Regions from separate parts of the Homo sapiens genome. Here region 1 is linked to region 2. Evidence: chromatin contacts called from ENCODE Hi-C data. All regions are on one chromosome and are shown on one strand. Each heading gives the region's core, a stretch centred on a gene start or an enhancer-like site at or near the end of the contact. The rest is flanking DNA. Distances are from core to core; before and after follow the strand shown.

Region 1 (5,585 bases), core at 403-2,902, 7.9 Mb before region 2:
TAATTTTTAAAAATTTTCTTTCTTTCCTCCCAAAATGAAATTTGGACTTCTTTTTCTCCAGGAAAAGCTCCTTAATGATGGAAAAGAAAATTATGAGACTTATCAATAGATTAAATAAGTTCTTAGGAAAAATGATTCTTGCCCCTCCCCTTGCATAAAACTCTTACAAGGAGATGCTTGAAAGCAAAACCAATCACAACAGTATCTTTCCCAATTACTATTATTGTTCTTCTGTAGCTTTATCATCTCTATTTTAATTAAGTGAAAGCACTTTACAGTTATAGCCTGATCAAAAGCAACCTTTTAAAAACATTACAACCTTCATTTTATGTCACCCTCTTTTGGCAGATTTTGCCAGTGTATGTGTTTGTCAGACAAGGTGGCTTTTAGCAGCATTTCCCTTCAGCCATTTCTACAGAGTTGGGTGCTGACATTCAATAGATATTTATTGACAGACTATTTGAGCGCTACTTTGTTAAGACCCCATAACTCCTTATTTCAAGTTGACTGAACTTGACCTTATGGAGCATTTAAGACAGGCACTGACCAAAAAATGTATCTTTTCTGTGTCTCTTTCTATATTGTTTCCAAACAGAGACTGGTTGAGTCAGATATGTTTCTATGAGGCCATTTCCATCTACTAAATGGGGGGAATAGAACATTAAGTATGCAGTAAAATGCCTCTGTTTTTTAACATACAGTGTAGACGATTGAAAATAATGACTTACTTAATACGCTAATAGAGTCTCCGTGAATCATACTGTATACATAACGGTGATGAAAATGTTCAGGTTTGAAATTTCTCCCTTGCCAGAGAGGAAACCATGGGGGTGAGTCATGGTTTTAGTGATGACTGGCCTGGGGAAGTGAAATTGGAAAGCCACAGGTTAAAAAAGGAGTGAGGAGTGATTCCTTAACAGGAGTGCCATAGTCATAAACTCCAAGAAGGCAAGAGACAGTTCCTTATGCTGCTCACACCTAGGCAGGAACCTGCAGAAGAAGAGCTCCTGGCGGTTCACCTGCAGGAGAGAAATCCTGAAAGCCCAGGAAACCAAACAACATTTAAAGTCACCTATGGATTGGGAAAAGAAACAGGACTTCTTGCTGGGGGAAGAGCGATAAATGACTGCCTGTAAAGGGGAACACAACTGAATGCAGTCACTCAAGTGAACGAAATTCATTTAAGAGCAATTGGATTAGAGATGGAGATTTACATGGATGACTTTAAAGAAGAGAAGTGTGCAAGAGACAGGAAAGATGCACATCAGTCATTTGCTACAAAACTGTAAACAGCATTGTTAAGTGGGAAAATGGGCCACTAAATTGTAATTAAACTATGACGATAATGTTGTAAAATGTGTGCTATGGGCAAAGACTGATTGGGATTACATAGAAATTAACCTAGTTACTGTGCTCTTGGTAAAGTATTGATGTTATTTGTTTTCCATTGTTAAATTTTGTGGTGTGAACATGAGGGTGGGGGTGGGGAGAGACTATATATAGAGAGTTTAGTGTTAAGACCATGGCACGAGGAACCAGGAAGCCGTCTTTAAGTTTCACACGGCCACGCCAGCTGCGATTGTAACCTCTCTTGAGTCTCAGTGTCCATATATAGAAAGTGAGAATAAGAACACCTGCCCTGCACTAATGGGGTAGTGAAAGCACTTTGTAAATTTGAAAGTATTGTAGGAGATTTTTTTAAGGAATGAAGGTCTGGGTGCTATCTAGATGAGAGACTTAGGAAGTCCAGACCTCAAAAAGTTACACTGACTCTCTTTTCTTAGCAGTCACTGCGGAAGCTGGAGAACATGTGTTATCTCATTTAATTTTACAGTAAAACAAATTACAAACACTTATTGGGCATCTACTAATTGTTTCACTAACCAGGTTTTCCAATACCATTTATAGAACAATCTTCTTGTCCTCCATTGATCTGAAATGCTCCTTTTATCACACACCTGAGTTTATATTTGAACTGCTGTTTTACTGCTCACCGTTCTGTTTTAATTGTTGTAGATTGGTGACTTTTTTAATCTGGTAGGGTAACTTTTTATAGCTGTTGTTTTTTAAAAATAGGATCCAGGGCAGAGAGGGAGCTATTAAGGAAGATAACCAAGCTTGGACTCAAGGGAGTAACTAACCAGCCCAAAGGCACGTTGCAGTGTAGCAGATTCTTAGAAGACATTCTGGAATCAGAGGAAGCTTACTTCAAATCCTGGTGTATGATTTATCATCCACATGACCCAACGTATATCACTTAATTTCTTTAATCTCTTTCCTCATCTGCAAATTGAAGACAATATCAGCTACCTTGAAGTGTCCTGATGTGGATTAAAGTACAAAATGGATGTCAGTTTCTCTAGGACCATGCCTGGCACCCAGCTGTCACATCCTTCCCTTCCTTTGAAAGCGTTCCTACTGGTAGGGACATGGCTTCCCTTTCTTAGGTTTTCTTACATCTGCAAAAAAGGAAGAAGAACAAAGAATGCTCACAGCATTCTGCAGGCTTGTTTCACTGAACGGAGATAGATACATGGTAACTGTCTAGGGGATTTCAGCTGTGCATGTGTATTCTCTCCTCCCTGAACATGGCAGAGCAGAAGATACTGCATGCCATAGAATTCATGAAGGGCTCTGTCATTATCCAGCCATGAACATGGGATGTCAAACCAGGTAGGAGTGCTTGGCGGTACATTCCCCTTGAGGGGAAGTGAAAGGGGAAATTGCCCTGGGCCGTGAGAACTGGCTAGGGAACAGGTGCAGAGTGATGGGGCCTCTCTTCTCTGCCAAGTTTGGACTTTAAGTGATTTTGGGGGCAGAACTCACATTGATGACCTCCCTTTTTGTAGTTTCTTAGAGATTATTGAGTAATATTTAAAAATATTTGATGATTAGAGTGAAGACACGTCACATTGGGCCCCAGAGCAATCTTCCACCTCCAGGAGTGGCCAGGATGACTTTGGAGGGACACCTCTGTCATCTTTTCTCCCTAAGTGATGGATGGATAGAGTCTGATCATAATTAATTTTAATAGAGACCTGATGTGCTGTGAGAGAATCTTGGCCATTCAAATGAAATAGAACTGATAGCCAGCCACGAAAAAAATAATCTCAGTTCTATCTCACCATTGGCTTTAGAACATATTAAGTCTAGTTAAGAAGTATTTATGGAGGGCTTCTGTGCCTGGTGCTATAGAAAGGGATACAAAAAAAGGACCTTGTCTGACATTCTCTGTCTGAATTGGACAGACAAGAAATATAATAAAATAATAATGTACTATCTGTGAGGCCCTGACATATGGTATACACTGAGTTATATGCTCAGTGTGCATTAGCTCTAATTCATTAATTCTTTCCACAAATGTTTCTGGAGTGCCTAGTATGTGCCAGGGATTCTAGTTGCTGGGAGAACCATAGGGCAGAAGGCAGAGCAAGTCCCTGCCTTTGGGAAACATTCTAGTACTTATAAGCAAATGAGTATGCACGATCATTTCAGGGAATGATCAATGCTATAAAGAGCCAGGGGCAGTGGCTCATGCCTGTAATCCCCGCACTTTGGGAGACCGAGGTGGGCGGATCACGAGGTCGGGAAATTGAGACCATCCTGGCCAACGTGGTGAAACCTGGTCTCCACTAAAAAAAAAAATAAAAATAAAAAATAAAAAAAAAATTAGCCAAGCGTGGTGGCGTGTGCCTGTAATCCCAGCTACTCGGGAGGTTGAGGCACGAGAATAGCTTGAACCTGGGAGGTGGTTCAAGTGAGCCGAGATCGCACCACTGCACTCCAGCCTGGTGACAGAGCGAGACTCCGTCTCAAAAGAAAAAAAAAAAAAAAAAAGAAAAAGAAAAAGACAAAAGAAAAGAAAAAGAAAAAGAAGTAGGGTACAGGGATAGAGGGGCATTGGGGCCCAGCTAGGGGATATTTTAGACAGGCCTCTCTGACGGGGTGGGCTGGAAGAATGAAGTGAACCCCAGAGGCCGAGGGTCCAGGCAGAGAGAACAGCAAGTATAGAGGCGCTGTGGGGATTCCTGAGACCAGGGCGGCTGGAATGGGGTGAGGCAGGAGGAGGGGCAGGAGAAGAAACAGGACAGACAGTAAGTGACTCTGCTGTGTCAGGTCTTGCAGGAAATGACAATCATTGCAGGTTTCATTCTGAGGCCAACGGGCAGCTCTTGGAACATTTTGAAGCAGGAGAGGGTTACCTGGAAACAGACTCTGAGCTGGCAATGCACAGGCAGAAGCCCTGTTCTCCCACCAGCAGAAGAACAAGAGAGAAGCAGGGCTGGGAAGAGGGAGAACGTGGGGTATCTCAACACAGACCCCCAACTGATCCCGCCAAAGCTGTGGGGTTGGGAGGACCCTTCAGAGTTTCCTCCAGTTGAGGCAAGAGGGCTGGACCTTATAAACCAGCATCAACCAGTTGCTGTCTCCCAAGAGGGGTTATAGACTTGGGCTAGGCAGCTCCCTGTGGGAGCGGATGCCTGGAGAGCGACACAGCTGTAGGCCGCCAGCAGTCAACACCCCCAGCAGCTAGGGCAGTGGCACCTGAGTCCTGAAGGGTGGCTCTCCACAGAATCCGCTACAGATCTGTTTATGTTTTCATTCTTATAAAAATCCTCTAAGTTAGGTGTTTTTATTCCCATTAGACAGGAGGAAACTGAGGCTCATGGAGTTTAGGCAACCTGTTCAAGGTCATACCTAGGAGATGTTGGATTTGAGACTAGATCTCTCCAAATGCAAAGACCATATCCTTTAAAAAATTGTGATAAAATATACATAAGTGAAATTTACCCTCTTAACCATATTTCAGTATAAAGTTGGTAGCATTAAGTACATTCACATTGTTGTGCAACCACCCCACTATCCTCCAGAACATTTTGTTTTTAAATATATGGAGTCTTGCCATGTTGTCCAGGCTAGCCTCGAACTCCTGAGATCAAGTCATCCTCCTGCCTCAGCCTCCTGAGTAGTGAGGATTACTGGAGTGCACCACCACACGCAACTAATTTTTATTTTTTGTGTAGACAGGGTCTGACTATGTTGCCCAGACTGGTCTCAGACTCTTGGGCTCAAGCAATCCTCCTGCCTCAGCCTCTTGAGTGGGTGGGACTACAGATGCATGCTACCTCACTTGGTTTCATCTCCAAAACTTTTTCATCTTGCATAACTGAAACTCTGAATCTGTAAAATAATAACTTCTCATTCTCCTCCCATCTCCCTAGTCCCTGGTAACCAGCACTCTACTTTCTGTCTTTATGAGTTTGACTATTCTAGATATAAGTGACATCCCACAGTATTTGTCCTTCTGTGGCTGGCTTATTTCACTTAGCATATTGCCTTCAAGGCTCATCCATATTGTAGCATGTATGCGAATTTCATTCCTCTTTAAGGCTGAATCATATTCCATTGTATGGATATTCCACCATTTATCTGTTTATTCATCTGCCATGGGCATATGGGTTGTTTCCCCCTTTTGGCTATTGTGAATAATGTTGCTATCAACATGGGTGTACAAATATCTCTTCATGGCCCTGCTTTCAATTATTTGGGGTATATATACCCAGAAGTGGGATTGCTGGATCCTA
Region 2 (5,599 bases), core at 248-2,747:
AGACTGAGAAAATACTTTCAGGCAAGACACTGCATTCTAAGCACCACAGCAGTTCCTTCTCCCCTAAGCTTCTTAGGAACTTGGCAGTGTGGTAGATGGAGGGAGGCGGAGCAGAAGGCAGGGTGCTGTTTGTTGTGATCTGCCCATGGCTTACTGGCTGTGTTCTGAGCAGAGAGGGCGTCTCAGGGGACCCATCAACCCACATCGACGTGGCTCCCAGAACTTGGCCGCACGTGCTTGGAGGAGCTGAAGCAGGGTTCCAGCCAGCCCGCTGGGGGCCTTGAAGTAAGGCTCTGTTGCACTCCTGCTAACACCCTCAGAAAAGCGGTGGGAGGAGCAGTCATTCTCAAATACCACAGCTTCGAAGAGGATCCCTTCTGACAGTAACATACCACTGCACAAAGCAGGCTCACTGAGGGAACTGGAAAACTGTTCAGTTCTGTGGCTTTTACGGGCCATGTAGACAGAGGAAGGGGGCTAAGATGTGTAAGGGAATCAAAACCATTTCATTTCTCTTTGTGCTTACTGGCCAGCCGTGTCTCCTCTTCTGTGACTGCTCCTGTACTCTGCCCATTTATCTCGTGAGTTGGTTTATCTTTTTCTCATTGATAAACTGAACTTTTAAAGACCTGCATATTAGTTCTATTTCCTGGGGAGATGTTTGTGGTTTTTTTTTGTTTTGTTTTGTTTTGTTTTGTTTTGTTTTGCTATGGTTATGGGGTGTTACTGTTGAGCTTTCACTTTAATATAGTTTTTTTTTTCTTTGTGGTTTTTACTTTCTGTGTCTTCAAATGACTTCTGATGAGAAAGTACTGGTAAACAGACCTATTTGTCTGGACAAGATTTATGTGTGTAGCAGAGCAGGGTAGACATAATAGTCATTTTAGTATCTTCAATTATTTGAAGACTATAAAGTCCAATAGACAAGCCTATATAGCTTCCAGAAGAACAGCAAAAAATGGATGGAGGCTAGAAAGGAGTAGCTCACCACACTGTGAAGAACCCTCTTACCCACTGGAGCTGCCCACAGTGAAATGGGATGGTCAGTAGCAGGCAACCGGGAGGAGGCTGTGCAAATCCTCATCAACAACACAGCTTTCACCTATCACATAGTGAGACTCTAAACTCTGGAAACCCATGTCTTACTCTGCTTCTTCTCTCTTAGGACTTCCTGGGGACATTCTGCTTCCCCTAATTTCTAGAGCAAGTTCTGGCGGAGGTGGAGGAAACGCACTGCTGATTTTAATTTTAGAAAAAATTTAACTATGATTAAGACTCAGAAAATGACAACGATGGCCTAAAATGTTTTTGTGTATTCTACTTGCCTTGGTCACTTGACTTCTGCAATTTTTAAAATAAGTGTTTGGGTCCAAAGAAAATAGCCTTATATTTGTTTCAGTTGCTACAATTATATGACCTCTTGTCTCTTTCAGCACATGATTTGAAGAACAGCAGAGATCTTAGAACGATCTACTTCAGTGATTCTCAAGAGAAAAGAAACACTCTCCCCTGGGAGTGCACAGAAAAATTACCTCAGGGACTTTTTTTTTTTTTTTTTTTTTTTTGAGACAGAGTCTCGCTCTGTCGCCCAGGCTGGAGTACAGTGGTGCGATCTTGTCTCACTGCAAGCTCCACCTCCCGGGTTCACACCATTCTCCTGCCTCAGCCTCCCGAGTAGCTGGGGCTACAAGCGCCCACCACCATGCCCGGCTAATTTTTTGTATTTTTAGTACAGACGGGGTTTCACCGTGTTAGCCAGGACGGTCTCGATCTCCTCACCTTGTGATCCGTCCGCCTCGGCCTCCCAGGGAGCTGGGATTACAGGCGTGAACCACCGCGTACGCCGCATTCTTTTATTTTTTTATTTTTATTTATTTATTTATTTTGGGATGGAGTCTCGCTCTGTCGCCCGGGCTGGAGTGCAGTGGTGCGATCTCGGCTCACTGCAAGCTCCGCCTCCTGGGTTCATGACATTCTCCTGCCTCAGCCTCCCTAGTAGCTGGGACTACAGGCGCCCGCGACCACGCCCGGCTAATTTTTTTGTATTTTTTAGTAGAGACGGGGTTTCACCATGTTAGCCAGGATGGTCTCGATCTCCTGACCTCGTGATCCACCCACCTCGGCCTCCCAAAGTGCTGGGATTACAGGCGTGAGCTCAGGGACTTTTTTAAAAGGACTTCCAATGCCATGCCCTTTCTCCCTCTCCTGGCCACTGAGATGTATTCCCATAGGGACAGTCAAGACCCTATGGAAACACTGCTATGGATGAGGGTCCTAAGGAACGGAAACAGCTGAGAATCATGGATCTAATGAAACTCCTTCATTGTAGAGATGAAGACACTGAAGCCTTGGAGGCTCACATGACTTAACACCGACAACTGACTTATTGTCGGGTCACCCTGCACACCCAGGCCTAGTGCCCCCTCCATCCAGCCGCATGGCTCTGCCTGACGGTTCTGTTTATCCAATGGGAAGGCATTCATGTCAAACAGCCTTTGTGTTAAAGCAGGAAGCTCTGTGCTGGATGACAAGGTCAGGGTTTTTAAGGTCCCCAAACAAAATACAACTTTCTACGAAATAATGTAAAATCAGCATTTGCCTTCAACTGCTCAAGGAACTGGGTGATTGGCCATGCCAGATGGTATGGCTCTCACTTGCCGCAACACCTACTGGAGGCTAACAGAGCAAGGCAACACAGAGAGGCTGAGCTTGGGAAACAAGCAAGTGAAGACACAAGATCTGCTTCTGCGGTTCACTGCTCTTGCTCTGACTGTCAATGAGAGGGAAGTGGGAACTGAGAAAAGAAAGTGGGCGTACTACTGGACGTGGTAGTTTCGTCATGAATGGGGGAAGTTCTGGGAGCAGGCACAGTGTATGCCTGGCATTGTGATTATTTCTGAAAGGATGTATCTTATGGATCACTAGTGCAATCCTAGAACAGCTGGCTATCCCAGAGAGTAAGCGCCAGCATACTCCCTCCACACAGCTATTTTTATTTTGTGAATGCAGGAACAAAAAAAGTAGTGTGGATAAATTCAAAACAGAGGAAATCAGGCTGTGCAAAAAATGTGTCATTTAAAGACTATCTCCAGGAAGCAGAAGAGAAGAAGCAGGAAGGGGTACATATATGTAATTAGTGGGATGGATGAATTACCGGAACTTGTCAGGTGTTGAAGAGCCCTTGCCAAATACTAGTGAAGTAATTGTGTATTTCTAGGTTTGATTGCTTCTTTCAATTGGAAGTCAGGTTATCAGTGAATCTGTATACTCCCCCAGCTGTGTTCTGATATGAGTGTGTGTGTACACTCATATGTGTATGTGTGCTAAATGAAGAGGGAGTTAAAGGGAAGCAAAGAACAAGCTGAGAAAATTGGCAATTGTTGAACTTAAATGTCAGGCCTTGGGTTAGAGAAGTATCCTGTAAAACAGCAATTATTAATCCTATTGTATACATCAAAACATCAGAGGTTCAGAGAAGTTAATAAAATTATTCAAGCTGTCCCAGCTAATAAATGGTAACACAGTGCTTCACACCCGGAGCTCTGCTCCAAAACCTATATCCTTCCTACTGCCTGATGCTTCTGCCCCAAAGAAGGCCTTCCATGAATATTTGTTGAATGACTGAACAAAGGAATTCATATGTCTCAGAATATTCTCATTTTTCTTTCATCAAGATTATGAAAATTGTACTCCTTGAACTAAAAAACAGCAATGGTGTTTCCAGAAATGCAGTACAGTTAAAGGTAATAGGTTATTTAAATCATCTATTAATGAATTAACTAAGAATTGCCTAATCAAAGCCATGACTTAAGGTTATTATAGTATCTTTCACCAAACAAGTGTAAATGGGTTGGTGGATTGAGACCTAATTTTACAGTATGGTCGTGTTGCAGTTCTAGGTTAAACTCTGTTCAGTCCCTATTTCAAAAATCACATCATTCCACGGTCTCATCTCCTTCATGACTTAAAGTCATGCTTGAAACATACTGGCTAATTTAACACAAATTGCTACCTAAAGAAGACACTAACCTACAGAAATAACAGCTATTCTGCAAACTTCCAAAACAACTGGTCTAGGATTTCAGAAAATGACAAGTAACAAGAAGTTTGCATTCTAACTGTATGCACACAAATCTCTAAACTGATCTCAGCTATTCTTAATTACAGAGAGAGCTCTAAAAGTGTAATTCCAAATGCCCAAAGGTAAGAAGTGGACAGTTATCTCTGTGCACAGAAGGAAATGTTTGTGTTACCAGGTATGATGGCTTGTGCCTGTAGTCCCAGCTTCTCAAGAAGCTGAGGTGGGAGGATGGCTTGAGCCCAGGAGGTTGAGGCTGCAGTGAGCTCTGATGGCACCACTACACTCTAGAATGGGCAACCACCTCTAAACAAAACTATATGTACTCATATGTCATAAGTGGTTGTAATGTATTTGCTTGGAGCATCAGCTTCAAAGAGCAAGAAAGAAATAGGCTAAAGGCATCAACTGAGCTAGAGTCCTTCTTGGCATCCCTCCCCATATTCTCTAAATAGAGACCAAACAAAGCAGGATTTGGAATCCTAGTGAAGAACAGTTGCTCAGCAAATATACTGAATCAACAGCCACTTCCTGAGGGCCTGTGTGGAGCACCCAGAAGAGATGTCAGAGCAGGGATGCGAAGCACTGAATAAGCTTCCTCCCTTCAAGGTGCTTGCTCACAGATGATCACAATACAAGGTAGAATGTCAAAACTTCATAAGAGATCATGAAATAAACAAATACTTACAGGAGTTTAGAGATCCTAATTGGAATTGTACCTTCCTAAACAATCAGTACAAAGACATTAGCAGAAGTCTAAGCAGGCAGCGAGACAACAAAAATGAATCAGTGGCAGTTTTGGGGAAATTATAGACAATCAATATAAACCCTGAGACAGACCAAGAGGTATGGCGTAGCTTCAAGACTAAGCAGCTATATCTGGTTCCCTGGTAATTTTGAATGACAGTGTATTAGTCCGTTCTCATGCTGCTATAAGGACATACCTGAGAGTGGGTGATTTTTAAAGGAAAGAGGTTTAATTGACTCACAGTTCCACATGGCTGGGTATGCCTCAAGAAACTTACAATGATGGCAGAAGGGGATGCAAACACATCCTTCTTCTCATGGTGGCAGGAGAGAGAAGTGCTGAGCAAAGGGGAAAAGCCCCTTATGAAACCATCAGATCTTTGCAGCCATAAAAAAGGATGAGCTCATGTCCTTTGTAGGGACATGGATGAAGCTGGAAACCATTATTCTCAGCAAACTATCACAAGGACAAAAAACCAAACACCGCATGTTCTCACTCATAGGTGGGAATTGAACAATGAGAACACTTGGACACAGGAAGGGGAACATCACACACCGGGGCCTGTCGTGGGGTGGGGGGAGGGGGGAGGGATAGCATTAGGAGATATACCTAATGTAAATGACGAGTTAATGGGTGCAGCACACCAAGATGGCACATGTATACGTATGTAACAAACCTGCACGTTGTGCACATGTACCCTAGAACTTAAAGTATAATTAAAAAATATTACCATTTTTCACCTGGATGATTACCAGAACTATAGAGATGACATC

What was found. A loop is a pair of places that touch in the nucleus more often than their neighbours do. Pooled maps may share reads with other maps.
Region 1: a loop to region 2 is called in a map with no recorded cell type, with 16 times the contacts of the local background. The contact joins two enhancer-like sites. A Hi-C loop is called at or near these places in 5 of 37 single-sample maps with no recorded cell type and 2 of 50 pooled maps.

Annotation. Positions count from the first base shown.
Region 1 is chr6:156,694,483-156,700,067 of GRCh38, reverse strand. No RefSeq gene overlaps it. Among named protein-coding and RNA genes, the nearest start is that of ARID1B, 80 kb to the left of the region's middle. RefSeq lists enhancers at 977-1,216, 2,957-3,006. Within about 2 kb of position 1,652, at least 6 of the 41 ENCODE cell types and tissues checked have a DNase peak (open chromatin) inside an H3K27ac peak, as active enhancers do.
Region 2 is chr6:148,755,814-148,761,412 of GRCh38, reverse strand. All of the region lies in intron 1 of UST (uronyl 2-sulfotransferase), which reads right to left. It overlaps LOC107986659 (a long non-coding RNA gene), which reads left to right. Exons shown (of 2, transcript XR_001744408.2): 1 at 1-581; 2 at 1,434-3,509. Among named protein-coding and RNA genes, the nearest start is that of UST, 12 kb to the right of the region's middle. RefSeq lists an enhancer at 1-695. Within about 2 kb of position 1,497, at least 10 of the 41 ENCODE cell types and tissues checked have a DNase peak (open chromatin) inside an H3K27ac peak, as active enhancers do.